Linked DNA regions of Mus musculus: all the other regions are linked to region 3. A link is a loop called in an ENCODE intact Hi-C map of the cell type or tissue named here. Cell type or tissue: heart. All regions are shown on one strand. Region 1 overlaps Lias (lipoic acid synthetase). Region 2 overlaps Pds5a (PDS5 cohesin associated factor A). Region 3 holds the start of Ube2k (ubiquitin-conjugating enzyme E2K). Region 4 holds the start of Ugdh (UDP-glucose dehydrogenase). Region 5 has its middle 6.9 kb from the start of 4930480C01Rik. Region 6 holds the start of N4bp2 (NEDD4 binding protein 2).

Region 1 (5,000 bases), 130 kb before region 3:
CAGACTTCCGAGGTGATCTGAGAGCAGTGGAGAAGGTGGCTCTGTCTGGATTAGATGTGTATGCACACAATGTGGAGACTGTCCCCGAGTTACAGAGGTGACTGCCCGTCAGTGGGTCCCAGTGCTGTGACCTCCCACCTCACAGCTGCTCCTTCCTGTCCCCGCTTCTTCTGCTCCTTTCATTCAGTTCTTGCTTCACAAATTAGTAGAAAATCAGGAATGCTGCCAAGAGTGAGTGGCCAAGGGCTAGAGAGATTGCTCAGGAACTAAGAGCACACGTGCTTGTGCAGAGTTCCGGGCATCTCTGAAGGCAGCATCACTGCACGTGCATTGAATTGTGTTTTTCCCCCACAGAATACTTATGAAATGGAAAATGATATAACAGAAAAATCACTGTGTTAAATCTTCTAAAAAGTAGACAGGGTAGCTGTCGGTGACACTGCCCTATTATCCCAGAGCTTAGAAGACTGAGGCAGGAGATCAAAAGTTTGGGAACCAGCCTGGGCTATATATACCTTTTCTTTAAAAAAAAGCCCAGAGTGATACTGTACGCCTTTAATCCCAGCACACAGGAGGCAGAAGCAGGTGGGTTTCTTGAGTTTAAGGCCAGCCTATCCTACAATTCAAGGCCAGACAGCTACATACATGCCTGTCTCAAAACAAACCCCAAAACAATCACCCCCCCCACATACATGCACACAAAACACTAGTATGCTCTAGTCTTCCTATTAATCTTAGTTGTTAGGAATTATGAAGAACTGTTATTCTACATAAAGAGTATATTCAGATTTCAGAAAAATTAAGAGTATTTTAGCTGCAGACAGATTAATATTTTCCTTTAACTTTATTGTGGATTTGGCTGTGATTTAATTAGCTACTCTTCACTGTTCTGTGTCTCAAATCTACAAGAAGTTACAGTGAATGGTACCAAGCACATTACTCCTGGATTGTAAGCATTCCAGAGCACAGCGTTAATCCAGAGGAGAAATATTTTGTCAGAAATGATTCTGGGCTGACTAAAGGACTCAGTGGGTGAGCTGTGTGTTGGTGAGCCAGATGACATGAGTTCAATCCCTGGAGCCCACGTGGTGGAAGAGAACTAATTTCAGCAAAGCTGTCCTTGGTGTCCACAGGTACCATTGTGAGTGTTTGCACACATGCACGCGCGCATACACACACACACACACACACACACACACACACACACACACACACACACGGTATCTTGCTAAGTGCACCCCGCTGCCATCCTAGCCCAGCACACATGTACACCCATGTACAAGTCATGAGGTTGAGGGGAGAGGGTTGCAAGTTCAAGGCCAACAACATGGATAGCATTACTGTCTCAGAAAGTATCAGTTTTCTATACTGTCAGTTTTATAACATTTTTAAATTGCTGTGTTTTAACTTGCATTTGTATGTGTGAATGTGTGCATGTGTGCAAGGACACAGACATCTATGTACAAGTCAAAGACAGCTTATTGGTTGTTGGCTTTTTCCTTGTATATGGGTGTGTTGCCTGTGTATTGTGCACATGCAGAGCCTCTGGAAGCCAGAGGCCAGAGGATGATGTCAGTCCCCTGGGACTAGTTGTTAGCCCCTTGTGGTACTGGAACTTGAACCTGAATCCTCTGGAATAGCAGCCAGTTTTCTGAACTACTGACCCATCTCTTCAAACCTCTGCCTTTTATTTAAATTAAAACAAACAAACAAAAATCCAGCACACAAGGCTGCATTAGAATTCAGCCAAGTGCTGATCTTACCTGAGTTTCTGCCAGCCCGTTGCCTTTCTTCTCATTTAAGCCATAGTGCTTTGGCCACTGTTGAAGGGTAGCACCCAGCCTGTTCCAACCCTGTGGCCATATCGCCAGCAGTGGGTGCCAGTCTCCCTGGTTTCACTTAGAAACCTTATCCAGCCAGTGAAAATCCCAGAATGCTTTTCCTCTGAGCCTGCAGTGCTATTACTTGCCAGTAGAGGGCAGGCCAACCTGCAGGAAAGACATGCTCATAAAAGTTTCAAAGTGGATGTTCCCTCCTTGGAGGTTTGTCTTGTCTTCTGCCAGGTTTCTTTTCTTGCTAGAGGTCATTATAATTTTGAGTTTCAGAATTCTAATTTCTCAATGTATAAACCAAGTGATTTTTTTTTTTCTTTTCGAGACAGGGTTTCTCTGTATAGCCCTGGCTGTCCTGGAACTCACTTTGTAGACCAGGCTGGCCTGGAACTCAGACATTCTCCTGTCTCTGCCTCCCAAGTGCTGGGATTAAAGGCGTGCGCCACCACGCCCGGCAACCAAGTGATTTCTAGTCTGGTTTTCGCTGTCTCAAGACTTGGGAGGCCTAAAGAGTTGACAGACCCAGGAAGCCCGGGGAAGAGCGGTTTTCTTTTCCATGTTAATAAACTTTGTGCACAGATGTACCACTAACACATATGCTCAGTGAACCGTATACTCTAGAGCAGTGGCTCTCAACCTCCCTAATGCTGAGACCCTTTAATACAGTCCCTCGTGTTGTGGGGACCACTGGCTATACTATAGTCTTTGTGGCTGTCACACAGTGTGGTTTTGCTACTGTTATGAATAGTCATGTAAACACTGGCGTTTCTGATGGTCTGAGGCACCCTGTGAAAGGCTAAGCAGCTTCTTCTAGAATGTGCTTTCTGAGCTTCCAGCTGCTTGCACAACAGTGCAGTTGGTTGAACTTGTTTTGTCACTGAGAGCCACCCTGTTTTCCAGGAAAGTTCGTGATCCCCGGGCCAATTTTGACCAGTCTCTTCGTGTACTGAGACATGCCAAGGAGGTCCAGCCTGATGTTGTTTCCAAAACATCGATAATGCTGGGCCTTGGTGAGACAGACGAGCAAGTCTATGCCACACTGAAAGGTAAAGAAGCTGAAAACAAAACCCTCCCCATTTCCCTGAGTGGTAGCAGGAGCTCCATTCTAAAGAGACTGTTAGCTTATGCCTCCTCCATGGTCATCAGTGCCGATGGCCCTGAGAACAGAGCACCTGCTGCAGGTGCAGGCCAGTAGGAGCACCGCTGCCTGCATGTCCACCTGCTGCAGGTGCAGGCGGTGGGAGCACCCTTGCCTCCATGTTCAGAACCAGAAAGGACATGGGCACAAACGGCAATATGTGCGGGAAGGGAGCCTTCCTAGGTCATGGAATGTGTGCATTTAGCCCTCTTCATCTTCACCTGTTCAGTGAAAACAGGATTTCATCCGCTCTTCTCTTTCTGCCTCCAGATGGTTTGAGAGGCAGTTAGGTACCAGGCATTGGTGGGTAAGGAAGATGCTGAAGCCATGGCTATAGCTTAGAGGTAGGCACTTGCCTACCAAGTACAACCAACAGAGAAGGACTCTGGTATGCCAGAGGCTAAGCCACACTCTGAGAACACATCCTGCTCACCGAGGAAAGTCCTAGTACAGCATGTTTGGCTCAGATAAATGCTTTTGCCCCAGAACCGTAGTTCCTTTGCCTTTTCTTTCCATTCAGGTAGAGTTGGAGTTGTTAAGAAAACACTTTAGGGCTCATGAGATGGCTCAGCTGTTAAGGCTAGGCTCACGCCGGGCGTGGTGGCGCACACCTTTAATCCCAGCACTCGAGAGGCAGAGGCAGGCGGATTTCTGAGTTCGAGGCCAGCCTGGTCTACAAAGTGAGTTCCAGGACAGCCAGGGCTACACAGAGTAACCCTGTCTCGAAAAACCAAAACAAATAAACAAAAAGAATCCCCCACCCCCTGGAAAAAAGGCTAGGCTCACAGCCAAGAAAATAAGAGTTCAGTTCCTAGCAACCATGGCTGTCTCTCCAGCCATCAATAAAAAAGAAAAGAAAAAGAAAAAGAAAAAAATATTTGAATGAAGGCTTAAGTATGGGGATTAAGAGAGACAGTAAAGGATTGTCAGGCTTGGCCGTGGCTTCTCAAGAGTCCTCTCCCTTCGCCTTTTATGCCTAACAGACTTCCTGCTCCAAATCCTCTCCTCCTATTTTAGCTTTTATTTGATACCATTAAATGCACTTATCTGTTTTTTTTTTCCCCCCTCTGAACCTCTTGCGCCACCAGGTCCAGCCTTATATTTTCCCTGTCTCCCAGTTTCACACTCCTGTGGTAATCATTGCTGTGTTTCCAATTCTCATTGGAATCCATGGCTCGATGTTTTTGAATGAATGGGTTTCTCCCATCTTGTATTGCCTATAACTGTGACAACCCACAGCATGCAAGTCCCCCTTACAGTACACCTGTAATTGTAACTGAACGCCTGCTAAGTGGAAGCTTTGCTTTTTCCCCTTTCAGCTCTCCGTGCGGCCGACGTGGACTGTTTAACTCTAGGGCAGTACATGCAGCCAACGAAGCGCCACCTTAAGGTACAAATGTCTGAGTTGCCAAATATTTTCTTAGTAATTTGAAGTAAGTCTTTATTGTCCACAGGTAGAAATTAGAAACCATTAGCTTTGTAGGATAATGTCTGTGTGTTTGTAGAAGTTTCCGTCTTATTGCTGCATAGAGCAGCAACGCTGGTACTTACTGTTACACAAACTGTCCGAGAGTTGAGAGGTGGGAGATAGTACTTCCTGCATTTGGTGGTCCTGTGACTTGGTTACAGTTGCCTGAGAGACAAAGCTGACTTAAGAGAAGGAAGGCAGTTTTCTGTTTCTATGATGGAGCGTTTATTTACTGGAGACTATTGTGTGGAGTAGTATCGTGTGCTGTAGTGAGCTCGGGCTGTGGTTCCGTGGTAGAGCCTAGCATGTGTGAGGCCCAGGGTCAACCCCTATACTGCCAAACAAAGAAAAGTAAAATATGCCAGGATTAGTGCTAAACATAACATACAAGCTGAGTTGGTCTCTCCTCAGGCAACTTATACGAGGTCTTGGAGTGACATTAACGTGCTTGCAGACTGAGGTCAGGTCCCAGAACACACTTTTTCCCCCTTAAGTCAGGAATGGTGGAGTATGCTTATACTCCCAGCACAGGGGAGACGAAAACAGGTAGATTCCTGGGGCT
Region 2 (5,000 bases), 87 kb after region 3:
GAATATTATAATACTTTTTTACATAAGTCCATTCTATGATCCAGTGCCTTGAAAATAAGTTAAAATGTTAAGCCAAGCAAGCAGTGAGCAAGAAAACAAGATGTATTCAGAGAAAAATAAATTGCCTTGAACGACTTCCGGCTGAAGGACTCAGCTCTGAATTGGCGTTAATATTGCTTCCAGTCTCTGTGCCGGCGCTTCTAACATAAGGCTTCCTTCCCGTTGCTGATAAAGGCTTGTTCACTGTACCTAATACTCCAGTAGGCTTTGGCTGAGGAAAAAAAAAAAAAAAAAAAAAAAAGAAAGAGAAAAGAAAAGAAAAGAAAAGAAAAGAAAAGAAAAGAAAAGAAAAGAAAAACCACACACTTGTTATTTCACACCTAAGGGAAAGGAATATGAAAAATTTTAGAGAGCTAAGATGTGTTAAGTTGTTCTGTTGGAGTGTTATCTGAAGTGATAATTCTGGAAAAAACAAACAAACTATGGTTCTTTTAATAAAAGCAAAAGCAAATCCATTAACTTTACTTAAGGCAATACTGCTATCTCTTTTTTTATCTGTTATTTCTTAATTGAAACAAAATATACCTCCAAAACATAGAAATTAATGACACACTTAACTTAGTAGACTACTGAATATATACTTTTATATCACCTTACTTTTATGAAATACAATCTTCCTATCATTTTAGCCTTTCATATTAATCTCTTTATTCTCCTTCCCTGAGTCTCTCCATGTAGCCCTCGCTGACTCTGTAGACCAGACTGACAGAGATAAATCTACCTTCCTGAGTGCTGGGATTAAATTCATGAGTCACCAACGCCTGGCTTGTTTGTCATTCTCATCTACTTCTATTACTTATGAAAATCTGCCCTAGATGAATTTTAAATAAATTTGAGCTTCTCACTACTTTAAGATTAAGTGGCAATTCTGAACAGTGGTTAATTGCAGAAAAGATCTGAGAATACCAACACACAATGCATCCCCACAACCCTGGGGCAGAAAGCAGAAAGAACACACATTAAACAAAAACCCCAAGCAATTACGTATACAGTACCTTTCCTGTTAACAGAAGAACTCTTGTCTCTTCTGAAATATAGCTTTTGTCATTACAGAAGTCCTATTAAAAAAAAAAAGAACAAAGCCAAGCAAAGGGAGCAGTGTTATCATCTCAGTGTCTCCAGCTCGGCGCTGCACGGCCATGCACTCTGCTCACACACTGCTGAGACTAGACAAAGGCAGGAGGTGTGCTTTCCACTCCATGGTGCAACTTCTATACAGAGAACTGCACAGCCTTGGCAAGAACTTTCTGGAGACATGATATCCTTGACTTTTCACATTTTTAATTCATTAGTTTATTCGTTTTGAGACATGGTTTTTTTCTATAGCCCTGGCTGTCCTGGAATTGACTATGTAGATCAGATAGGCCTCAAACTCACTGTTGTGCCTTCAATGTGCTGGGAATAAAGGAATGGGCCTCCAAACCAGCAACACCTATTTTATTTTTATGTATATGAGTATTTTGCCTCCACCTGTGTTAAGTGCACCATGCGTTTATTGTGCCTGAGAAATCACTTAAATAAACTTCATTCCTAGTTTTTCATATTGTCCAAAGTACAATTACCACCCTCTAATATATTATAAAATCTACTTTTCAGCTGATAAAATCAACAATATTTATTCACTGACACCTTAAATTTATATTTTTCAGGCAGTCTCCTGAAAATCAGCTGTAGGATTTCAGATCCTTCTGCCACACCATGCCAGGCTTGTTCTAGGCACAGAATGTTTATTCATTAAACAATTTCATAATCCATTTCAATTATAGGAATTGGAAAACTGAGTGCCTGCCATTTTAAGTAACAATATTTTGAGATAAGTAGTGATGTGTGCTTATATTCCTAGTGCTGGGAGGCAGAGGCAGAGGCTCTCCTCTGTGAGGCTCCTGAGCTCCAATGACCGTGTGTCAAAAAGCAGATACTTATTCTTTATAACTTGGATATCTATGTAAAAGACAAACTCACCACAACTACAACAACAAACATTCCTTGACACTAGTGATACCAATTAGTTAATAAACAAGTTCATTCAACTGTGAATACTGATGTCTTGCTGAATTATGTCAAAAATCTAAGCTTTTAGGGGGTAGGAGTAAGAAGGAACCCTGGTGGACTTGGAACTAGATAGGTAGACTAGGCCAGTCTTCCTGACCCCAGTGTTGGGATTAAAGCTGTGCACCACCATACAAAACATCCGATGATTCTCCATTCTCCTCACTAAATACTCTGGGCATGACAAATAAAGTACAATAGTGTCACGAATATCCGCACCAATACCAATACACCACCACTTGGGAGGCTGAAGCAGTAAGATCACTCGCCATCAGGAGACAAGATCACCCTTGGCAATACAACAAGACCTAATCTAGGGAAAAACAGGTGGGCAGTAGGGTGCAGTGGACTGGTTTACTAATGTCATTTAAAAAATTATATAAACTACATTGTACACTTGCATGACAGCTTCCTTATTTAGCAAGGTATAAGAAAATGTATCTGCCCATAGTTGTTGAGTTAGAGTCCTGAACAAGTGGCTTAAATGTACCAAGAGTTGAGCTATATTCTGTTTTTCTCTCTGTGCTTTGTTCTTGAGGATCTTGTTATGTATATTTAGCCTGAGCTCCTTAGTGAAAGCAAGGACTAAAAGTGTTTGCCACCATGCCCATTTTACAAAATAAAATAAAATAAAATAAACATTAAAAATTCTGAATGTCCAATTTTACTTACTTTGCTTTTTAAAATAACCTATGTAAGCCTGGTGCCCTAGTGTTTGACCTTACTAGATGAAAAGCAATATGTTAGAAAACAAGTAAGAAAGCGGCATATAATGAAAGAAAAACTGGGCAGACAAGATGGCTCAGTAGGTGGGGTTGTTTGTTAGAGGTCTTCATCTTGAGTCTGATTCCTGAAACCCACATGGGGGAAGGAGGGCTGACTCAAATTGTTCATTAACTAACATTTATTTAATAGATTCAAGTGAGAACTACAAATACCCTAACATCATTTCTTCCCTTCCATCTGCCCACCCACCCATCCTCTGGCCTCTGAGTGCTGCCACCCCACTGTGCAGCACAGCACAGCACGCCTGGCCTGAGAGCACTGCACAAAGGAGCTCAGGCTCAAGCTTCTTGCCCAGCACATACAAGGTCCAGGGTGTAATTGGCAGAACACACAAACACAATTACAAACAAACAAACACCACAAGTAGTATTTATTTTTTAATAAAAAAAGGATAAATTTTAAAATCTAATATGCAGAATTAACATCAGAACAATAACAGAAAGTTAACCTGTCTTCCATTCCTCAATAAGTTTAGAGGCTTTTTTTTTTTTTTTTACTCTGACCTTAAAACTATCCAATATTCGTCACCAGTACTAACTGAAATTTAAATCACTTTTACTATGACAGAGAAATTATGTGAGGGAAATTACCTTTTCAGGCTGTGTAAAGAACTTCATTGGGAGGACTGGGTCCTTTGGTGAGTCTGCATTGCACAAAGCACTTTTACTATTTATAACACACAGAGCCACGTCACAAACCGTATAAAGTTTCTAAAGAGTGAGAAAAAAAATTACACAGCAATCAAAGTTCCAATCCCATCACAGGCATAATCTGAAGTTGTAAAATGCAAATGAATGCTTGTCTGTTAACATTCCATCTCTGCTCAGCATTCTTAGATTCCCAGTCAAAGTAAACTAAAAGTATCCATTTTCGCTCCCTAGAAAGAAGTTTCTACCACAAAGTGCCATATGTTTTATCAGTATTTGTCTTCCTGTCTTTTTTTTTTTTTTTTTTTGGTTTTTCGAGACAGTCTTTATAGCTCTGGCCGTCCTGGAGCTCACTTTGTAGACCAGGCTGGCCTCGAACTCAGAAATCGGCCTGCCTCTGCCTCCCCAGTGCTGGGATTAAAGGCGTGCGCCACCATGCCTGGCTGTCTTCCTGTCTTAACTCCTAATGCCTTTCTAGAATGTTAAAAGTTTTCCAAAAAATGAAATTTTGCCAGTATAGGCATTAGAAAGAGATTCAAAATCAGGGATGGAGATAAGGCTTAACAGCACTTGTTTCTTCAGTAGATATTGTGAGTTTAGTTACCTACACCAACATGGTAACTCACAACCAGCCATAATTCCATTTCCAGGGTATCCAGCCCCTCTACTGACCTCTATGGGCACCAGGCACACACTTGGCACACATTCACACATGCAAACCACTCATAGACACACACACATACAAAAACAAAACAACAACAACAAACCCTGAAAAAAATTAAGTTGCATGAATATATTCTAATAAACACTGTAATTTAAACTATGATATACTTGTGGAGGAAAAGCGCGGGTTGGTGTATTCCCTATGTATCCATTGCCTTACTTCATTTGTCTTGGATTCATCGGGAGACTGGGCGTCTCTGGTTAGCTTGATATTCTCTGCCATCTTTTTCATGAATGCATGGCTGTTGTTTTCATTCTTTGTCATTAAGACTTCAAGCATAAACCACAGGCACCTAAGTAGAAAATACATTAAAAAGGATAAATGAAGATGATTTTTTTTTCTCAATGGATTAAGTCTTCAATGAAAAGTTTGGCTGTCAGCATAAAGGAATATCAAAACAGTAATATACAATTTTATTAATGGTATCAATTTTAAGTATTTTTTTTAAAGATATGGTCTCTTGTAACACAAGCTGGCTCATTGTGTAGTTCGAACTCATCTTTCACTGAGTGTTAGGATTACAGGTATACTATATCTGGCTCAAGAGGAAAAAGTCAAAAAATATTTAAAATAAAGCTGCTTGGTTTTTGTCCAGTTCCCAGAATGATTTACATATAAGAGCACCTGCTTTTCACCTCTGGAAGGGTAGAATGAATTTGGTAAAATTATGTGAGGGCCTAGGCAGAAAGCCTTAAGTTTCTTCTCACAAGCCAGGCATGATGGTACACACCTAA
Region 3 (5,000 bases):
GGCAGCTTGCCACTTCAGCCGTCTCACCTCAGGCTGTTTGGTGAGCCTTGCGGTTTCTTCAGGATTGACTACAGCTGCTGGTTCGTGCCTGGTGTCTGCCTGCTGAGAGGACTGGACTGCAGCTGCTGAGTCACGTTAGGTGTTTGCTATGGGACTGGATTGCTACTAAAGAAGATTGAGCTCGCCCCCAAATAACTAGTGGTTAACAGGTCCACTTCCCCCACACCTCCCACGACCACTGCTGGGGTGGGGGCTAGAGAGGTGCACCTTTACTAAAAGTCGGTTGCAAAAAAATTTATGCCTAGATTATCCAGTTTCTATTATAGCTCGGACACGAAGCATAATCCCTGAAAACATTTATATTTTGAAGACCCAAGTAGTGGATCAAATCATTGAGTGGGATCATCAGGGCTCTGAGTTAATCAATATATTGACCCAATGATGGGTTTATAATTTCATGGCATTATGGATGAATTGATAGACATTTTTGAAGGTGGCGCTAGAGGAAGTAGTTTACCAGCTCTAGAGGCTGGTGAGACCATTCAGCGGGTAAAGTTGCTTGTTGCTGTAGAAATACCAAATATGAGTCCTTTTTCTAGTCAATATTATACAACTTGTGTTTACAACTAGGAATTCATGTGTTTTTATCCCCTTCCTGACTTTTTACACAAAGGTCCAAGGCTTGCAGTATTGCAGGAACTTGATGGCCCAGGGTAGTGACCCCTTTCATTCTTTTCCTTTGCACCAAGTCCTTTCATTCTAATTAAGACTGTGAATCGGGACCCCAGCCAGCCAATGGGGAAGAGACACAGGCTCTACCAAATGCACTTCCTATCTCAATGTGTTGATGCTTCTGAGGACATCTTATTGGTAAAGGGTAAAGTTTGCCTTTTTCAGACTCTTCAGTTTGAATAGTGGGCTCTTTTGTCCACCCCTGAACTTATTTCTAACACTGCTAAGCCTGATGACCCTGTCACTCATATGGTAAAAGTAGAGAATTGACTCCCCAATTCTTTCTTTGGGAATAATTAAAAAAAAATTTTTTTTTTGAGTGAAGGACTTGATATTATTGGGGTCACCTTCTGTGGTCTGCCCTTACTCCTAGAACCTGGGAGGCAGAGACAGGTGAACTCTCTTGAGTTCAAGGCCAGACTGCCTGGTCTAGAGAGTGAGTTTCAGGACAGCCAAACCAAACACAGAAAAACCCTTTCTCAAAAAACCAAAAAAATCCCCTAAAACTCAAAACTAAAACCAACCAACTAACCAACCAAAAAAGAGGTGTGTGTTTAATGCAAGCACTCAGAAGGCAGAGGCAGGAGAATCTTTTTTGAGGCCAGCCCGTCGGCTGTTGAGCTCTGGGCCTGTCAAAGCTACATTGAGACTCTGTTTCAAAAACAAAAAGAAAAGAAAAACCTCAAGACAGACAAGCTATACATTTCAGCATCTATCAGGAGGAGATAAGGAGGGCGGGGAGCCATTTAAGGTGACATCGAGGTCATGGAGAATAAGCACCCACACAGTGGCAAGCCTTACAGAAAGAGTAAGGAAGCCCAAAGTGCTGGGAGAAAGAGCACAGGTGTTAAGGAGACGCATACTTAGCAGACAGAAAGAAGAAAAGCAATACTTGGAAAAGTGGGGAAACTGAGAAGCACAGCTGCCACTCAGCTCCTACTGTGCAAGGGGTGGGGCTTCTGGGACGGAAAAGTACAGCATCTCATTAGAGAACTAATTATTCCGCCTATCTCTAGTGGGGCTTAAGGTGGTCCCTTAGCCAAAGCTACTGAACCAGCCTAGCTGGAATGTCAGGTCTCCACCCAGACTACAGATTTCATTCTCTGACCATAAGTTTTTCTCTAGGCTACGTCAAACTCCCCTGACCTAGCTTGCCAAGTAGCTGGGGTTAAGGGAGTAAGTCACCTCACCCAGTTGAGAATTACTAATTTACAGATAAGTTGCAAAGAGAGCAGAGATTTAAATAGGCTCTTTACACACCTGTTAATGCGAACATTGAAAATTGTGGTGCTTTGCCAAGACCAAGACATAAAAATTGTTATACTACTACTCAGGAAGCTATTCAGATATCACTAGTTACATTCTTTTGGTTCTCTAGAATGTTAATAGAATAAATTTGAAAAGTGGGATTGTAGTTAAACAATTACTTGCATTTAAAAAATTCACAAGCCTTGGCCTGGTGTGGAGGAGTCTGTCTGTAGTCTGAGCATTGGGGAAGCCGAGTCGGAAAAGGTTTTAGTTTGTGGCCAGCCTAGGTTGTATAACAAGAGCACATAAACACACACAGAGCATACACACATACAGCTTGGCTGAGCTCTAGGTCAGTCACAGTTCACATACTTGGCTTGCACAGGCCCTGGGTTCAACCTTCAGCAGAGAAAAATATTATCGAGTCTCTTTCTCTCCAAGAACTCACCCGACCTTTATAACTAGTTCCCCCTGTCTGAGTATCCTTATGTCTCCTGAGGTTAGGCAGAGTGGGATAGAAAGTGTTTAGGTTGTATTGGCACAAATACCTACAACATTTCTAGATTTATATTATGGCAAAAATCCTTTGTAGTGTTCAGTATATAGTAGAACCCCCTCTTATCACCACTAGGGGGCTCTGCTAGAAGATCTTTTATAATTTGTCAGTATACTCAGGGAAAGGTTTTGAGTGTTTCAGAAATTTTGAACTGGGGCTGGAGAGATGGCTCAGCGGTTAAGAGCACTGACTGCTCTTCTGAAGGTCCTGAGTTCAAATCCCAACAACCACATGGTGGCTCACACCCATCTGTAACAAGATCTGATGCCTTCTTATGGACGTCTGAAGATAGCTACATAGCTACAGTGCACTTACATATAATATAAATATAAAAAGAAAAAAAAAAAGAAAAATTGAACTCTTAGAAGTTTAAACAACCTCCTTATCTCACAGATGAGGGAAACATGATTCTCGAACTGATGGTCCTCCTGCTTCTGACTCCCAATCTAGGATTACAAGCTTGTACCACCACACTCAGCTAGCATTAGTCTTAAAATGGAATACGGAACTGATCGATTAGGTGAATACATGAAACATATTCCTACAATAACACCTTCATAATTTCAAAATGTTATTTTCTTTCTTTTTTTTTTATTTTTACTTTTTTGGTTTTTCCAGACAGGGTTTTTCTGCATAGCCCTGGCTGTCCTGGAACTCACTCTGAGACCAGGCTGGCCTCGAACTCAGAAATCCGCCTGCCTCTGCCTCCTGAGTGCTGGGATTAAAGGCGTGCGCCACCATGCCCGGCGCTCAAAATGTTATTTTCAAAGTACCTCTCAGCACCCACACCATATTGTTTTAAACTCTACTAACCACTTTCAAATAGCCTCTCCACGTTATTGCTCAATTAAATAATTTTACTCGTTTCTCTTTTCTCCACTCAACTATATTCACTCAATACAAGCGCCAAACACCTTTGTAAGTTTAAAGCTCTTTCGGCCTTCTATTTCTTCAACTGTCACTATAATAAATACAGTTCTTCACATGCTTAATCCAGTCATTCCCACAGCGTGGCCGCTGAAAAACGGGCAGCAGGGAGCTTGCTAGGAATGCCAATTCTTAGGTCCATCCACACTCTAGAGATAGGTGCTAACAATCTTAACCAGCTCTCCAGGGATTCCGAGGCACTTTCAAGTTTGAAAAACACCTTAGTTCTGCAGTTCAGCATTGATTATCTAAACAGGGCAAAGATGTAACTTCTGGCTTTTAAACCCATCACAGGCCTCTTTCTGGCAACACCTGTATCAATTACAAGCCGTGGGACACAACCATTACACAACCTTAAACATCTGTAATACCTGAGATGACCGAATAATAGTTGCCTTATCATGGTTCCAGAACAAAAGCTACGGCAGTGGATTTCCCGGGGGTTTACCAACGGACGCTGGGCAGGACCCAGTTCCTGCATAGCTTTTTCCTCCGCTAGACACAGGGAGGCACTTCGAGCCCGTGGGTTCTGGGTCTGGCCGAGTTAGAGCGGGGCTCGGCCCGGCTAGGGCCGGGGACACCCGCCAGGCCGGGCTCCCACCTCGGGTCCCAGCCTAGGGACTGGAGGTCTCTCTGTAAAGGAGGCCGAGGGGCAGGGGAGGACCCGGCAGGCCCAGACCCCGCGGACAGGCCGCGAAGCCGCACCCTCCTGGCCCCAGCCGCCGGCAGGGCGGAGCCACGCGGCCGAAGCCCCGGCTGAGACGCGCGGCGCGGCGCGGCGCGGGCTCGCTGCTGGAGACGTATGGGGCTCCCACTGGAGCGGCTGCGCCGCCCGGTCGGGTCAGCGTGGTGCGCATGCGCGGACCCGGCGCCATTTTGGTGGCCGGGCGCGGAGGTGATTCTACAGTGAGGAGGAACGCGACGGCGAGGGTGGCAGTGGCAGCGTTCGTGTGCTCGGGTCTGAATCGCTGAGGGAGGAGGCGGCGGCGGAGGAAGAGGTGGCAGCGGTGGCGGTGGTCGTAGCGGTGGCGGAGGAGGCGGGTACGAATCAGCTGCGGGCAGAGACATGGCCAACATCGCGGTGCAGCGAATCAAGCGGGAGTTCAAGGAGGTGCTGAAGAGCGAGGAGGTCAGGAACGAGCTACCGGACGCCCCCATCTCAGCCCCGGGCGGCAGGGCCCCTTCCTTCCGCGACCCCCGGCGGGCCCTGGCCGGCTTCGCTGCGGCCGCCTCTCTGCCTCTGGGGAAGCGGCGGCCTCCCCTCCTCCTCCCGCCGCCTTTCCCTCCCCTCCCCGGGCCCTGGGAGAGGCGGTCTCGCGGGCGGCTGGCCGGCCGGCCGGCCTGGGGAGGAACGGGGTTTGGAGGGCCGATGCCGAAGCACTCGTCGGGGGCACGTGAGCTCTAGAGGGAGCCCCGAGGCGGTGGCGGCAACATCTGGAAGTGTGACTAGGCGGTGGGGAAGAAGGAGCAGGCCGAGAAAACCCGGGAAGTGGGTTGGGGGAAGGGGAAAGGTAGTAACTGGATCCCCCGGCCGCAG
Region 4 (5,000 bases), 99 kb before region 3:
TACACACACCCAATTTCTGTCTCTCACTAAGGTTTCAGTCTGCAGCCAAGGCTGGTCAGGAACTCATGGTGATCCTTCTGCCTCAGCCTCCTGGGAACTGATTATAGGCATGAGCCACACACTCAGCTACTTGAGTTGGGTCTTCATTTTGGGTTGGTACCCTGGGCCTTGCTAGTTTTCTTATAAAGTACAGTGTATACAAGGCAATTACTTAAGGAGACAGATACACAGTGCATAGCAAATAAAGTTACTTGGAAGTTTCAAAAAAAAAAAAAAATCCTCAGGAAGCTTTAACATGAGCCAGGCAGTGGTGGCGCACACCTTTAATCCCAGCAAGTGGGAGGTAGAGGCAGGAGGATTTCTGAGTTCCAGGCCAGCCTGGTCTATGGAGTGAGTTCCAGGACATCCAGGGATACAAAGAGAAACCCTGTCTCGAAGAAAAAAAAAAAAAAAAAAACCAAACTTTAACATGAAGCTTGATACAATGTTATCAATACAGTTTCTATGATACATGTTTTCTAATTCTGTTTTTTGTTTGTTTGTTTTCTTCCTAATTTTCGCGTTTTGTTTTGTGATATGCAGGCCAAGGCAAGGGTGGAGGTCAGAGGACCACTTTTGGGGGTCCAGACTTTCTTTTCACTGTGGGTGCTGGGGATTGACTGAAGGCTTGTGTGGCAAGTGTTTTTACCAGTAAGCTCATCTCACCATATTCTACTTCTCCTTCTGTATACCCTCTGGCCCTCACTGTGTTGACTGAAAAGTGGGCTTGTTTGCCTATTGAATAGGTCATTCTGAAATGAGTCTTCACCTCAAATATTCCGGGAACCACGACATACCACACCATCCTGAAAATACTGTTCATGTAAAGTGTCATAAATTCAGATAAGCATTTCAACCTACAGGATGTCACTACCAGCCGACAAATGTCCTATACTGCACTCTGAATAGAATAGCATCCATCTGCCACCCCTTCACAGCTACTGAAGAACTAAGCAGCAGACATGATAAGACAGCTGGATACACCAACCTCAGTCATTTCCTGGAAGCACACTTACAAAGATGCCTGATTCAAAAAAAAAAGATTGTGAAAGACTTAATTTTATGTCTAACGAGAATGATCCACAGCTGTGGAAATTTGAGAAATGATAGAGCATGCCTAGTGGCTAGAGATTTTATGGCAGAGAAAGCAATACAGAGATGAAAGAAGGGGGCAGGGGACGGGATGTATTTTCCAAACCAGGGTTGTGTAGCATTCAGCTCAGACTAGCTCAGTACTCAAAAAGCACAGCTCACAAGCAGAAACACTCAGCTCTTTCAAGTCCAGAACCCCTCAGAAGAAACAGACCAGACTACTGTTCTCCATTTCTTAGGGGATTTGAAAAAAAAAAAAAAAAAAAAAAACCAGACTGGCCTTTGAGGTGAGTGGATGAACAGTTAGTCCTCTGTGTGCCCCACGTATGCACTCTCTCCCAGCCAGCCCCTCCTCTCTTTCTCAACCAACCCTATTCAATTACGCGTAGTACGTGAAGATTTTTAAGATCTCACAAAAACATGGTCTCTGAAGCCCCCAAGAAAGGCCTTCCCTGACATTAAGTATAACGTCCGAGCGTATGTGTCCAGAGGCCAATAATGAACTGCGTGAGCCACACACACCCCCAGGATAGTATAGGATAAATGCCTTAGGGATGCATCTTTAAGGGGCTTTGCTTTCTACATTTAGGGGCTACCAGAGGAGAGCAGCAGCCTCCCAGGTGAGCAGACTCTAATCCCCAACAAAGCTTAGGACTGTGAAGCGTCCATTAGGCCCCACGGAGAGGACCCTTTCCTTCGGGGGCGGGGGGGGGGAGGGCGTTTGGCTTTCTGAAGCGGCGGGAAAATCTCGTTGGTTTCAAATCGGAAAATGGAAAGAACTGGCTTGAAGACGCGCGAGTTGCGAAATTAAAAGCTCGGCTCGGCTGACCTCCTGCAAGCGCACGACGTGATTCTCGCCGGGCCCGAAAAAGGGGACCAGGATGGTGCAGTAGAGAGCCCCGCCGCGAACGGGGAGCGGACCCGGGACCGCGCGCGCACCTGGGCCGCGAGGAGGGGGCATCCCGAAAGGATCGGTGCTTACCCACTTCCAAAGCAGGGACACAGCGGCCGTGCAGATCCCGTTCTCTCGGACAGCGCCTTCCTCCCAAGCCGCAGGCTCTACCCACCGCTCCGCCCGCCGCTCCCCGAGTCCCCGGCCCGCGGCCGTATTTAAATACTTCTGCCGGGGAAGGCGGAGGCTTCATTCCCCTGCAGCCAAGCCTCCCGGGACTCTGGACCCGGCCACCGCCCCGCGCTGCCCCGCCTCCCTCCGCTCCAGGCCCCCCGGGCAGGCCTCTATTTCCTTCTGGACCCAGAGCGGCAGAGGGGGCGGGATCCGAACTGTATGACCACGCCCCTTGAGGAGCAGGGCGAATCAGCTCCAGCTAAGTCACGGGCTCCGCCCTCGCCCGCAGCGAGCGGCGCTGGGCGTGGCTGCGTGCGCCGCTGGTCCCGCTAGGCTGACTAGCTGCAGGGAGGGGCGTCGTGGTCCCTGTTGGTCATCCTTGTCTGTGCTCCTTCCCCGCTCTGGGTCCCTGGAATCTGGCATGAGGAAGGTTCGCGCGTGCCAAGTGAACCACCCGTGATCATAGGGCCTGGGAGGGGAGAGCGAGCCCACAGAAAAAGGTCTTCCGGCTTTCTGACTCTTCCCCTTATCCTGGAGCCCGAGCTCCGTTCTCGGCCCCTGGACTCTGATGGAGGGCCTCCCCTGCTCTCCTAAGCTCTTCAAGCCCCTGAGTCCGCCGCGCCCTTCAGACAGTTGCCCAGAGTTTAGTCACGTCCCATCCGGATGGCGCCGGGTCTGGGAAGGAGATACCTCAGGTCAAAACGATGCTGAGTTCCATAATGACTGAACCAGTGTCTCCGGGTTGGTCCTTGGCCAGAGAACCCGGGCGCCCACGCCTGGAGGGCGTATTTTCCAGGAAAACTTTCCAGCCAAATTCTAAAAGGGAGGTTGTCTGTATGATGCATAGCAAGGCGTATGCAACGTAGATATGTGTGGGTGTTAATTTGCGTGTGTGTGTGTGTGTGTGTGTGTGTGTGTGTGTGTGTGTGTGTGTGTGTGTGTTACTAGAGATTGAACTCTAAGCACTCTACCACCGAACTGTCCCCAGTCCTTACAAATGCATAGAAAGTAAAACTGTCCCCTGGAGAAAGGGCTAAGATGTTTACTCCCCAGGACCCATATCAGAGGACTCAACACTGCCTAAAACTCCTGCTCCAGGAGACCACGCTCTATCTACCAGCACGAACATACACAGACATCTGTATGCATAAACTTTTTTTAAAAGGCAAAATTATTTAGCCTGCCCACGGGAGTTTTTTGAGACATGGTCTCTGTGTAGAGGTGGCAGATCTGGAACTCAGTATATAGTTCAGACTGGCCTTTTACTTGCAATGATCCCCTTACTTGACCCCTCTGCCCTCCCTCCCCCAGGGATCATGATTACCGCCACGCCCACTTTTAATGTGAAGGTTTGTTCTGTTTCTTTTGCTGCTAGAGATCAACTTAAGCCTAAAAATCAAAAAGGAGAAAAGGCCAGGCACAAATACCTCATTGGTGGTGATATGTTCTGAGAAATGTGTTCGGCACATTTGTTCTGCCACGTCATCATGTACTTACTCAAACTTCGCTGGGAACATCAGTACTCGGTATAATCCGGGACCACCCTATATGAAGTCAGCCCTTCGTGAAATGATGTTATGAAGTGCTTGACTGTACCTCATGGGGGAAAGTAATTAGGAAATGTTGGAAGCACATTCAAACGCCGTAGGTCTGAGGAGGAGGCCCAGTGGGTAAAGCGGTTGCTATGTAAGCATAGAGGTCTATGTTCAGGTCCCTCGGGTGCAAGTGAAAAGCCAAGTGCTGAGACTGGAAATATAGCTGCTCAGTAGTTAATAATGAAGACTGCTCTTCAGATCCCAGCACCTGCCTCAAGGAGGCTCACAACCACCCCAGACCCGGAGACCCACAGAGACACGAGGCATACTTTGATGTTGTTTTTGTTTTTCGAGACAGGGTTTCTCTGTGTAGCCCTGGCTGTCCTGAAACTCACTTTGTAGACCAGGCTGGCCTCGAACTCAGAAATCCGCCTGCCTCTGCCTCCCAAGTGCTGGGATTAAAGACTTGCGCCACCATGCCTGGCTCCAATACTGATTTTACAAACCTGGCAGCAGTTGCCTTAAAAAAAAAAAAAAAAGTTTCTTTTCAAAGTATGCCTGTAATTCCAGCTCCAAGGGATTCAAGGCACCTGGTCCTTGAGGGCACTTGTACTCATGTCCACATACACATATAAGATACATACATCCGTACATATGTATTTGGGGTGGGTTATGCTATTCTCTCCCTCACAGTACACTGAGACATATTATTTCTGTCCCCTAGGCACATAACCTGTAGGTAAACAGTTATAGAATGCTTTCAAATACCAAGATGGTGAGGATTTGGGCTGTTTGTGTTTATCTCTTTATAAACAAGTGTCCTTTAGTTACTGACAGGGTGGCTTAATGTATAGGGCTTTGGTTTGTTTTGGAGTTTTTAGGCAGTAATTGTGTGTGTGCATGTGTATGTCCATGTGTGTACTCTGGTATATGGCATGGCAGAGGGCAGTTAGTGGTCAGCTACATGAATTCCAAGCATTTTCAAGCTGTTACTCATAGGATGTTAGGTCCACCACACAGATGGGCAAGGAATGGCTATTTAGAAGGCTAAAGATAGCCCAAGATAAACTGTAATTAGGCTCTTGACCTGCAATATTCCAATCTCCCCAGACCACTGATGTTCTAATCAACCAACTTTTGCAAAAATAGCTTCTTTCCAGGAATTCTCCTTCACATTGCCTCCATCTGTTCTGTGTGTTGATCTCCCACATGCAATTTCAGTTTGTAAATGATTGATCTGTTTGTTTGTGGATTTTTTTTGGTTTTGT
Region 5 (5,000 bases), 420 kb after region 3:
CAAGTAAGCTGACCCAGGCGAATGTTACTGTTTCGAGAATTGAACCAGGTTTCTCTGAGTCTCTTAACCACGGTTTTTAGCATCACTTTTTAGAGGGCTTTCGTTTTGCTTACCAGCCTACAGATTTCACGATGGGCAAACAGCATGGTTTATATTGAGGCTCAATTATAGGGGTATATGTCCCCTCGGGTCCCTCTCTTGATTGTTCCTTCAAGGAAACAGCACGCATCCCAACCCTTCTTAGTCCTGAGAGTTCCTGTCCTGCAGAGGGCAGCAGAGGGCCCGAGCAGTGACGTCATCAGCATCAGCGCTGACTTTTCACGGAACTCCCCACTACTGCTTTTATGGGCTCACAGGAAGAGATGCCCCACCCCTGCCCTGTGGTGTGGACGTGCTACAACTCTACACACCTGCTTCCTGCAGCTGCTGTAACTCTGGAAACTTCACAGCGGTAGAAAGATTATGGTGGAAAACAGCAACCCCCCCCCCAACCCCCCAAAAGTCAGCATCAGAGTCTGGGGAAGTGCATTCTGGGAAAAAGGAACTTAAATTTGAATTGACAGGAAATGACGTGTCTGCTACAAGACCAACAGGGCTTTCTCATTCATTTATTAAGCAATTGTTTTCCTTGAAGCAGTATTTTTTTTTCACATACACAGTACACGTATAAGTAGGAAAGTGAAATTTAAGATTTTTTTAAAAATTAATTTACCCTTAGGCGAAATGTGAGGAGAAGCCTCACATTCTATTTAGCTAAAATAGCAACATGTGCACATTGAACCTTAAATGAATGAGACATCATAAAAGGCTGAGAGAAGATACCACCTATCATAATTGTAGAAATAATGGTATAAAATTAGTTTTTAAAGTGCTACCATCAAGGGTTGAAAAATCATGCCAGTGATCTGTCACCTTGGAGTTTGTTCTTATGCTCTTCCCTCTGTCTGCGTGTCCCCTCATAACTGCTAAGAGTTTCTATGAGCGCACTTTGAGAGGAGGGCCTGGGACTCAATCCTGAGAAACCCAACATCAAAAGATCATAAAGACCCAGAAGAGACAGGGAAAAAAAAAAAAAAAAAAAAAAAAAAAAAAAAAAAACAGAAGAGACTTTACTGCCATGGAAACCCAGAGAAACCGCTATGCAAGGATAGTTTCTGTCAGGTTCTCTTTGTAGGCTTATGAAGCCCTAGCAAGTATTCTATGGCCAGGACCAGTGGTTCACTTTGGGAACAGCGATTTTGAAAGCATGAAGAGACACTGGCTCCGGCAAACTGGAGAAGAAACAGAAGGAACACTGCTGTTACCATTTCCCAAGAGCCCTTGCAAGGAAGGGTTGTCTTAGTTACTTTTCTATTGCTGTGAAAAGACACCATGACCAAGGCAACTTCTAGAAGAAAGCATTTAACTGGGCCTCATGATTCCAGAAGGTGGTAGATCTAGTTCATGACCATCATGGCGGGGAGCGTGGCAGCAGGCATGGTATCAGAGCAGCAGCTGAGAACTCACATCTTGATCCACATACACAAGGAAGACAGAGATAGACACTGGGAATGGTGTGAGTCTTTTGAAACCTCAAAGTCCCCCCCTCCGGTGACACTTCTCCAACACAGTTCTACTAACTGGGGACAAAGTGTTCAAGCCTATGGAGAAGAGTCTCATCCGAACAACCACAAGGCTGTTGACTGAGGAAGGGCTTGCTTACAGGATGGATGCAGAAAGTGCCAGGTCAGGGAGACAGTGTTAGGTGAGCTGCTGCGTCTTGTAGAGGCTGGATGAGAGTGTGAGAGAAATGATGGCGAGCCTACTTGTCATCACACTTGGGGTCAGCACAACTACCCCAGCACGTGTGTTCGGCCCTTTGCAGAAGCATGTCATACATTTTACCAGGCAGATGTTTCACTTAGTATTTCCCCACCCTAGAGCTGGAAACAGAATGACTCAGTGGGTAAAGGCATTAACTGGACAAGCCTGGAGACTGAGTTCAATCCCCGGAGCCCACTGTTGTGTGAGTTTCCTCCACGTGTCCGACACACACATATAAGTTTACTCACGGTACAGAGGGGAACCATGAGAGACGACCGAGTAACATCCAGTGAAACCATGAGTTTTTACCGAGGTTGTTCACAGGAGTGTGGGTGAGGGGTTTCTTAAGGAAGAGAGATGACTCGAAAAGGCAGCAGAGCACTGGAGATTCCATCCCAGCAAGGTCGGCGACCCATAAAGGCGGCGAGCCTGGACACTGCACAGCCTGCAGACAGCATGACAGGCCTGAGAAACCCCTCTGGAGCTTGGTTGGATGCTCAGCGTCTTCTACCCCAGCAGTTGCTTACTGCTTTTATAAACCTGGGAAGGAGCCTTCCAGAGCCTTCCAAGTTTCTATTCTACCAGACATGTTGAAGGATTCTTTCAGTCTCCAGAGTCTCCTTAGTCTTCCTCTCTCTTCTGAAGAGATTATTTCAATTCAGAGGCATCTGCTAAGCCACACTGACCTAAAAGTGGACATACATACATACATACATACATACCACACACACACCATACATACACACACACCATACATACACACACACCATACATACACACACCATATATATATACCACACACATACACCATACACACATAAAATACACACACACACACACACACTACATTTAAATCCCACCTTAAAGAAGTGGGTGAGATACAGTCAGTCCTCCAAAGCAGGGAACACTAATTGTTCCTCTGCTGCTCTTCTGGAACATTCTGTTCTGGTCTAACAAAATCGTGCTTTTGTAGACATTGATCTGGCTGAGGAGCAGGAAAGAGAAAGCACGAATGTTCTAGAAAACATTGATTAGGACAAATAGACTCCAGTCTATTTCTTTGCTTAAATCAATTGAGAGATTTTATTGATGTAAACATTTGACTATTAGCCAGAAATCCTAGATAAATGGATGGCTTGCTATAGACATACTATTTCAAGCGACTAGGTGGCAGGTTTTATTTTATTTTATTTTATTTTATTTATTTTATTTTTTTAGGCTGTTTCTTAGGTCTTAGGCTTAATAGCGATTTCCCTTATGAGATCTGCAGGGAGTGTACAGCGACATCTGGTGGCTGGCAAGGTGAAGTACCTTGGCTCTGTTAGAATACCATGAATTTGAATTACTTCTCAAATTTGGTTTGTTTTGGTTTGTTTGTTTGTCATCTCTTCCGATTCTTTTAATAGTATCTCCATTCTATATTTAAAACAAATAGGCTTTGAATCTTTTAGATTACTCCTAGACTGTCTGAACTTTTTAAAAAAGACAGTTCTTTAGGTGAATTGGGTGAACTAACCAGGTTTATATTGAACTAACTAAATCTTATCAGGGTCAGGATCGGGGGAGGGGAGACAAGAGAGGCATTTGCCTGAAGTAAAAATCTAAGGAGTGCAAAAGAGGGAGAATTTCAGTAATGAGTAAAGATGATGATGTGGATGAAGACTGATGGCGACATCTGCTCAGGGGTCTGCTTGTACCCCCAGCTGGCCTGGAATGTTCTATATTGAACAGAGTAGCCAGCAACGCTCAGCAGCCTCTCAGCCTCTGCCTCCCAAGTGCTGGGATTACAAGTGTTCCACCGTACATAGCTCTGCATATAATTTTAGAGTCATTTCTCTCCCTCTCATTCCCCCTTCTTTTCAAGATAGGAACTCATTTCATTACCCACGATGGTCTGGAATTTGTGTCCTCAATTAATCCTCCTGCCTCAGCATCCCATGTAGCCTGGCGAGCAAAGGGAAGCGCAGACCTGGGACCCCGTTCCCAACTCTGGGTGGTACGCCAGCTGCCCCGGGTACACAGGAGACGGAACCACAGCAATCGCCCCAGGCTCCGCTGTTTCCCACTCCAGGAAAACACAGACTGAGGGCCCCCATTACAGACTCTGTTTTGTCTCCTCTGAGCTCTCTGCTGGCGCTCCCTGCACCCCAGCGAGGCAGACGTGCAGCCTGGCAAGACTCCGTGACTGTGGCAACTCTTATAAAGGGAAACATTTATTTGGGGCTGACTTACATAATGACAATGGACAAAACTTCTGACAGACATGGTGAAATAGCTGAGTGGCCTACATCAGGACCTGTAGGCAGTGAGGGGCCTAGTCTCTCTCTCTCTCTCTCTCTCTCTCTCTCTCTCTCTCTCTCTCTCTCTCAAGATTTACTTATTTATAATTATGTATACCGCATTCTGCCTGCATGTATGCCTGCAGGCCAGAAGGGGGCACCAGATCTCATTATAGATGGCTCTGAGCCACCATGTGGGTGCTGGGAATTGAACTCAGGACCTCTAGGAAGACCAGACAGTGCTCTTAACCCTGGTTTAGGCTTTTGAAATCTCAAAGCCACGCCCTCTTCCAATACTTCCCCCAACAAGACCACACCCACCCCAACAAGGACACACCTCCCAATCCTTCTAAGCAGTGCTGCTCCCCAGTGACTAAGCATTCAAATAGATGAGTCTGAAGGGGCCATTTTCATTCACACCACCACATTAGAGAATATGCAGTTAAGAGAGTGATTGGGAGCTAGTCACAAAATAACAGGGGAGTTTGGTTTGCCTACTGCTCCCTTGTGTTTCCTTATTTTTCCCCCCATGGATTAACGCCTGTGGAGCAGACTGGTCCTCAGAACAAGCAGGAGGGTCTCCTCCAGCCTTATCAATTACCCAACATTTGCACTGTCCTCAGGGAGGTGATAATAGAAAGCAACAGAGAACTATCATACAATTGTGACCACACAGTCTGCTGTGAAAAGAGGAAGTAGAACCAGTGGGTGAGAAAGGATTGGATCTGCAAGGGCTCCTGCAGCCTGATGAGGCGACTGGAAGGCTCCCAGGGTGGAGAGCCTCTCCGCCCACAGGGAGGAGAGACCCCAGACTGTGAAGGAAAACCAGAGGAACTCACCCTGCACAACACTATTCCCTTAGGGGACTTTAGGGGAACATCGTGTATCTTCTGGCAAAGCATGGACATCAGATACTGC
Region 6 (5,000 bases), 230 kb after region 3:
ATGAATGTGATAAACAATCCATTTATTCCAATGCTGTCTCCTCCTTTGAAAGATGTGTTGTACTTTTCCTATTGGCTTAGAATGTGAGCCAATAAGGAAAGAGGAGTCCTTGGAAGTATTCATAAAGCAAGCCTGGCATTGTGCACACTGGTAAAGATGGCTTTGTTCTTTACATCTGTGAGAATTTTATGGGTTTGATACTTTTCTTTTGACATAGTAAGCAAAAGTAATTCAGATTGGGTGGTGCTGTCCCTTGAAATATATTTTCTAATGTTTAAGAATTCCCCCCTTTTATTATTTGGACTTAAGATGTGATAAATCCTTAACAGATGTTCAAAAGAAATTCAAGAACTTAAATACAAGTTTTTATTATCACGTTGAACATATTTCAGATGAACAAAATTAATATAAATTTGCTAGGTTTGTTTGAAGTCTATAATTACTAAGTTTCTTTCATTTCAAAAGTGGCATATATTACAGTTATTAGGCTCCTAATAGCTGCTTAGAAACAGATTAATGTTAGGTTCTCAGCAGTAGCTACTTACGCTCGGGATTGTAGACTATTAAATTTCTTTTGTTTACCATATTTAGAATAAGCCTTAATAAAGATGTTTGTATAGTATATATTTTTAAACACTGAAACTCAAGAGATCTCTAAAAAGACAAAGAAAATAAAAAACACATCCATTCATATTCTTTTCTGTGTGGGAGATTTCATTAGAACATTTATTTGCTTAAGTACACTAGTTTCTTTGCTTAAATACACCAGTTTCTAGAAAAAACCCCACTAGACCATTTGCTCATTGAGTGTGAGAATGTTCAAGCCAGATCTAAAGGGATTTTTTTCACTTGTATTCTTTCCAAATCTACATTCAGTTTAAATAATTGCCATAACAATTGACAGATAATCTGTCTCTCTGATGTGGATGAATATCAAGAGGTTATTTTACTACGGGGGGGGGGGGCAGTGAAAAATACAAAGTAATTGCAAAGAGAGAGGAAAGTCCAGGAGAAAACAGACACAAAAACAAAAAGAACAAAACTAAAAACTCCGAAACGACCAGTAGCATCATTAATCAGAAGGCTAGAGAGAGACACACACTTTTGTACTCTGATCGTTTCATGTCAGGACAGAACAAATTAAGCAAGGAAGTCAGAGTCCAACAAGGAAAAACATGGAGCGGGCTTAGGGGACGGGCTAATCATCCAGGATCGTTAACAGGGAAAGGGAACACTGTTGCTTTTTCTTGGCACCTGAAAACTCCAGCTCCACACTGGCAAAGGCCGCAGCTCTTTTGGGCTCAGGCCAGCGGGTTCCGACCGCACGTTGGCGGCGCGGGCTGGATCCCGGCAGCCTCCGTCCCGGTTGCTGGGGCCGCGGGGCCCTTTGTTCCCGCGGGGCGCCGCCGCCCGTCCGCCCCGAGTGAGCGGGCCCCCGTGGGGGACAGCGCGGGGCCCATCGCCTCGCCCCGCCGACCTCGCAGCTGCAGTCCCGCCCGCCCCAGCTCCTAGTTCCTCCCTCGCTGCCCAGGGCCAGAACGACCTTGTTTTGCTTTTCGGGCTCGGGAGAGAGGTGAGGGTTAGACCCGGCCGCGGCTCACCGGGGCGCTTACACGGGCAGCAGTAGGGGGGGTCCCAGCGCCTGCCTTTCCCCGGAGCCCTCGGGGGACAGCGGCGGGCCGCAAGCTTCCGGGAGAGCCTCGGGGGGCCCCGCGGGTCCCGGGCTGCGCCTCCCGCCAGGCCCGGGACTCACTTCTCGTAACGGAGCCAGCGAGGCGCCAGCACCGGTGGGCTCGGGTCTCCGGGCCGGCGCCGTGGCGGGCGCGGGCCGACGCATCCTGGAGAGCCCGGGGTGGGTGGGTGGGGGGTGTGCGGAGCAGCAGAGGTCGCGGCCCCGGGGCGGGGGCGGAGATCCACCTGGCTACGTGGCAGCCATTGCGGCGGCCGCGAGACCCCTCCCCACGCGGCCGCCCACCCGCCCTCTCGCGGCGGGCTCCTGCGCGGCTGCTCTTCCCCGGTCGGACGGAGAGCGGCAGTGTGTCCTCGCTCCGCACGCTCGCTGCGTCTCCCCCACCCCCGCCCCGCGGACACAGCTGCTCGCCAGCCCCGCGCCGCGCCGCGCCGCGCCGGAGAGCGTAGTGGCTGGCGGCGGCGGGAAAGGGTTGCGGACCCGCGGCGCTTACTCGACGACACGGCCCGGGGGCTTCGACGCCCCGCTCCCGCAGCAGGTAAAGGCGGAGGTTGGCGAGGCGGGCGGCGGGACTCGGGGAGGAAAAGAGCGGGAGGGGATCCCGGGAGCGCGGAGTCCCAGAGGAGGAGGGCCCGAGGCGGGCGGCGAGCGAGAGACGCGGCAACCCCGGGCAGGCACGGGCCGGGCGGGCGGGCGGGCGGAAGGGGAGTGAGGCGTCGCGGGAGGCGGGCCCTGGCGCGGGGCCCGAGGCCGAGCGAAGGCGGGCGCCGCGGCAGCTTCCCCGGCAGCTCCTCCAGCGCCTGGCGGGCCTCCAGGCCCCGACACACCCCTCCCGCCCCCGGATTCTCCGGGTGCCTTCCCGCCCCGACTTGACCTCGCGCCCCTGCGAGCGCCCCGCCGTTTTCCCAGGCCGAGCCTTGTGGGAACTTGGGCCGCCTGCCCGGGCTGGTAGTGCCCGTAGAGCTGTTTATTTACTCACTTCCAAACCACACGCACGCACGCTCGCTCGCAAGCTCACTCCACACCGGCAGGCTGGCCTCCCTCCGGGCGGGTGCGCCCGCGACCCTCACCCCTTCCCATCCGTAACTTTCCCTCTCGCTCTCCGAAAACCGGGCTTCGAGAGACGGAGTCAGACCGCGGGGCAGTTTATCCCGCTCGCGCTTTTGGTTACAACACTTTCTTTATTCCTGCCCCAAAAAGAGAGCGGGAAGAATTTTTTTTTTAACTCGATGCCAGCCAGATCGGAGGCAGGGCCCGCTGGCTTTAGGGAATCCTTCCGCACATGTCTTTAGGAGTGGGAGGTGGCCTTGCTGTACCGACAGGTTTGTACACACTCTTGCCATGCAGTGGTTGTAACGTCTCCATAGCACAGGTCTGGCTTGCGAAGGATTGGCTGCTTTTTCTACTCGGTGTCTCCGAGCCAATCAAGAAGCGCGGCTTGCCTGGAGACTGGTTAACTCAGAAAAGGTGGGGATTGGTTGAGCCTCCGAGGGGGGGAAAAAAAATCCCGGAGATAACCTGGCCTTTCAGAAAACAATGACTGATTTGCAGCTGCCTCTCCGCCCCCAGTTAATTTATTTCTTTTTAATACAGTACCCTTCGATAGCACCATTCGCCTTTTCTTTCCTTAAAAAAAAAAATCACTTCTACGGTTGGCCTTCAAATTAGCTCTCAGATGCAACTCGTTCGAACTCCAGTGGTTCAGTTTTCACAAAAATAATTTTTACGAAACATAACAATGCGTTTTTGTGTGTTGATAAGTGTGGTTCAGTTTTCTTTCAGCCGATTTTTGTTTTGTTTTGTTTTGGTTAAAGGTCAGTCAATTTTCAGTTACTATGCCAACGTATTATTTAAATGTTCTGCGGAGATGGGGGTGTGTGTGTGCTACATGGTGGAGGTATTGGGAAGAATTAGAAAGAAATGGCTGCTGCTCTTCTGCAGAGAGACAGCGATTTAGTTAATGAGGAAAACAAACCAAAACAGCAGCAGCAGCAGCAACAACAAACTCAACCTGGAAAGCAGTAACAGACCCCTGTTTCCTGCAGATCAGTGTACTGTACTCTCAGAGCTTTCTGTTCACCTGTTGGCTTTAGTCGCTGTCAAGTGGCAGTACTGAACGTAATAGGAAAACCGGCTTAAGTCATGGTAAAGGCATTTATCTTATACACAATTAGAGGCTAACTCCTATCAACGTAGGTGTGTTTTAAAAAAGAAATTTTTCTTTTAAAATGCCATGATTTAATCCTGTTTCTCTGAGTCTTTTGATATGCAGAGGAAACTTTTTTATTTTTATTTTTTATTTTTTTGAGGTATGTTCTCCATATATATTCCTGGTTGGCCTCAACTCAAATATCCACCTGCTCCTGCTTCTCAAGTGTTTTAAAGGTATGATTAACTATACCCAGCAGAACCGTTTACTTTTTATTTATTTATTTATTTTTGGTTTTTCGAGACAGGGTTTCTCTATGTAGCCCTGCTCTCCTAGAACTCACTCTGTAGACCAGGCTGGCCTCGAACTCAGAAATCCCCCAGCCTCTGCCTCCCGAGTGCTGGGATTAAAGGCGTGCGCCATCATGCCCGGCAGAACTGTTTATTAATCAGCTAGAATTTTAGAAAGTAAGTGCCTGCCTATCTTCTCGGCCTTCCCTTTAGCTTTTCCTATGTAGAATCATGTAAGTTTGAGGCAGAGCCAACTGTCAGGCTGAGCAGTGAGTCTCAACATATATCTCTTAAGTTCCCTTTAGAGTAGTTTATGTAGGAGTTGAGATTGAAGTTTTCTTATACTCCCCCTTGCAGATTAATACATTATTTTTATTCATCTTTATGGTAATCAAATCACACACTTACTGATGCCCAGCCTGTCTTAAGGACTTAGCATTCCTTGTGTTTAATCTGCCTCACTCTGAAATTTGCGCTCACTGTTTCACCTTTGCTTTACAGATAAAAAATATTCAAATTGCTAAAAGTCACCCAAGCGAAGTATACATGAGGGTTCAGGGAAACCTATACTTTTTTTTTTTTTTTTTTTAAAGCTTGCTTTAATTTTTTTTAAAGATTTATTTATTTATTTATTTATTATATGCAAGTACACTGTAGCTGTCCTCAGACACTCCAGAAGAGGGAGTCAGATCTCATTACGGATGGTTGTGAGCCACCATGTGGTTGCTGGGATTTGAACTCCTGACCTTTGGAAGAGCAGTCGGGTGCTTTTACCCACTGAGCCATCTCACCAGCCCGAAACCTATACTTTTATGATACAAATTTACCTCCCCGCCCCCTCTCTTTATGTATGTGAGCACACTGTTGCTGT

Evidence for each region. A loop is a pair of places that touch in the nucleus more often than their neighbours do. Peaks named below come from ENCODE experiments on the same cell type or tissue, not always from the same donor. Only the 100,000 strongest peaks of a DNase experiment are listed, where the experiment ranks them.
Region 1: a loop joins it to region 3, with 3.0 times the contacts of the local background. A loop is called at or near these places in 12 of 42 quality-filtered maps.
Region 2: a loop joins it to region 3, with 1.9 times the contacts of the local background. A loop is called at or near these places in 4 of 42 quality-filtered maps.
Region 4: a loop joins it to region 3, with 2.5 times the contacts of the local background. A loop is called at or near these places in 5 of 42 quality-filtered maps.
Region 5: a loop joins it to region 3, with 2.8 times the contacts of the local background. A loop is called at or near these places in 2 of 42 quality-filtered maps.
Region 6: a loop joins it to region 3, with 2.6 times the contacts of the local background. A loop is called at or near these places in 5 of 42 quality-filtered maps.

The regions. Positions count from the first base shown.
Region 1 is chr5:65,399,879-65,404,878 of GRCm38, forward strand. It overlaps Lias (lipoic acid synthetase), which reads left to right. Exons shown (of 11, transcript NM_024471.5): 7 at 1-97; 8 at 2,733-2,878; 9 at 4,290-4,360. Among named protein-coding and RNA genes, the nearest start is that of Lias, 11 kb to the left of the region's middle. In heart, a CTCF peak has its summit at 1,959 (motif pointing right); a DNase peak (open chromatin) is centred at 1,983.
Region 2 is chr5:65,619,495-65,624,494 of GRCm38, forward strand. Pds5a (PDS5 cohesin associated factor A) reads right to left here. Exons shown (of 33, transcript NM_001081321.3): 27 at 4,426-4,558; 28 at 3,486-3,605; 29 at 1,056-1,118; 30 at 126-271. Among named protein-coding and RNA genes, the nearest start is that of Pds5a, 76 kb to the right of the region's middle. In heart, no CTCF peak of the experiment used is centred here; no DNase peak of the experiment used is centred here.
Region 3 is chr5:65,532,955-65,537,954 of GRCm38, forward strand. It overlaps Ube2k (ubiquitin-conjugating enzyme E2K), which reads left to right and starts at 4,291. Exons shown (of 7, transcript NM_016786.4): 1 at 4,291-4,592. The coding sequence starts at 4,530. It also overlaps a transcript of Smim14 not described here. In heart, CTCF peaks have their summits at 2,603 (motif pointing right), 2,805 and 3,974; DNase peaks (open chromatin) are centred at 4,237 and 4,847; H3K4me3 peaks cover 1,693 bases; H3K27ac peaks cover 1,656 bases.
Region 4 is chr5:65,433,511-65,438,510 of GRCm38, forward strand. It overlaps Ugdh (UDP-glucose dehydrogenase), which reads right to left and starts at 2,332. Exons shown (of 12, transcript NM_009466.2): 1 at 2,114-2,332. In heart, a CTCF peak has its summit at 2,470; a DNase peak (open chromatin) is centred at 2,441; H3K4me3 peaks cover 2,791 bases; H3K27ac peaks cover 2,653 bases.
Region 5 is chr5:65,955,708-65,960,707 of GRCm38, forward strand. It overlaps a transcript of Chrna9 not described here. Among named protein-coding and RNA genes, the nearest start is that of 4930480C01Rik, 6.9 kb to the left of the region's middle. In heart, CTCF peaks have their summits at 266 (motif pointing right) and 3,101 (motif pointing left); a DNase peak (open chromatin) is centred at 304; H3K4me3 peaks cover 616 bases; H3K27ac peaks cover 466 bases.
Region 6 is chr5:65,762,018-65,767,017 of GRCm38, forward strand. It overlaps N4bp2 (NEDD4 binding protein 2), which reads left to right and starts at 1,504. Exons shown (of 20, transcript NM_001024917.1): 1 at 1,504-1,573. In heart, a CTCF peak has its summit at 2,003; DNase peaks (open chromatin) are centred at 1,604, 2,484 and 3,094; H3K4me3 peaks cover 3,960 bases; H3K27ac peaks cover 3,689 bases.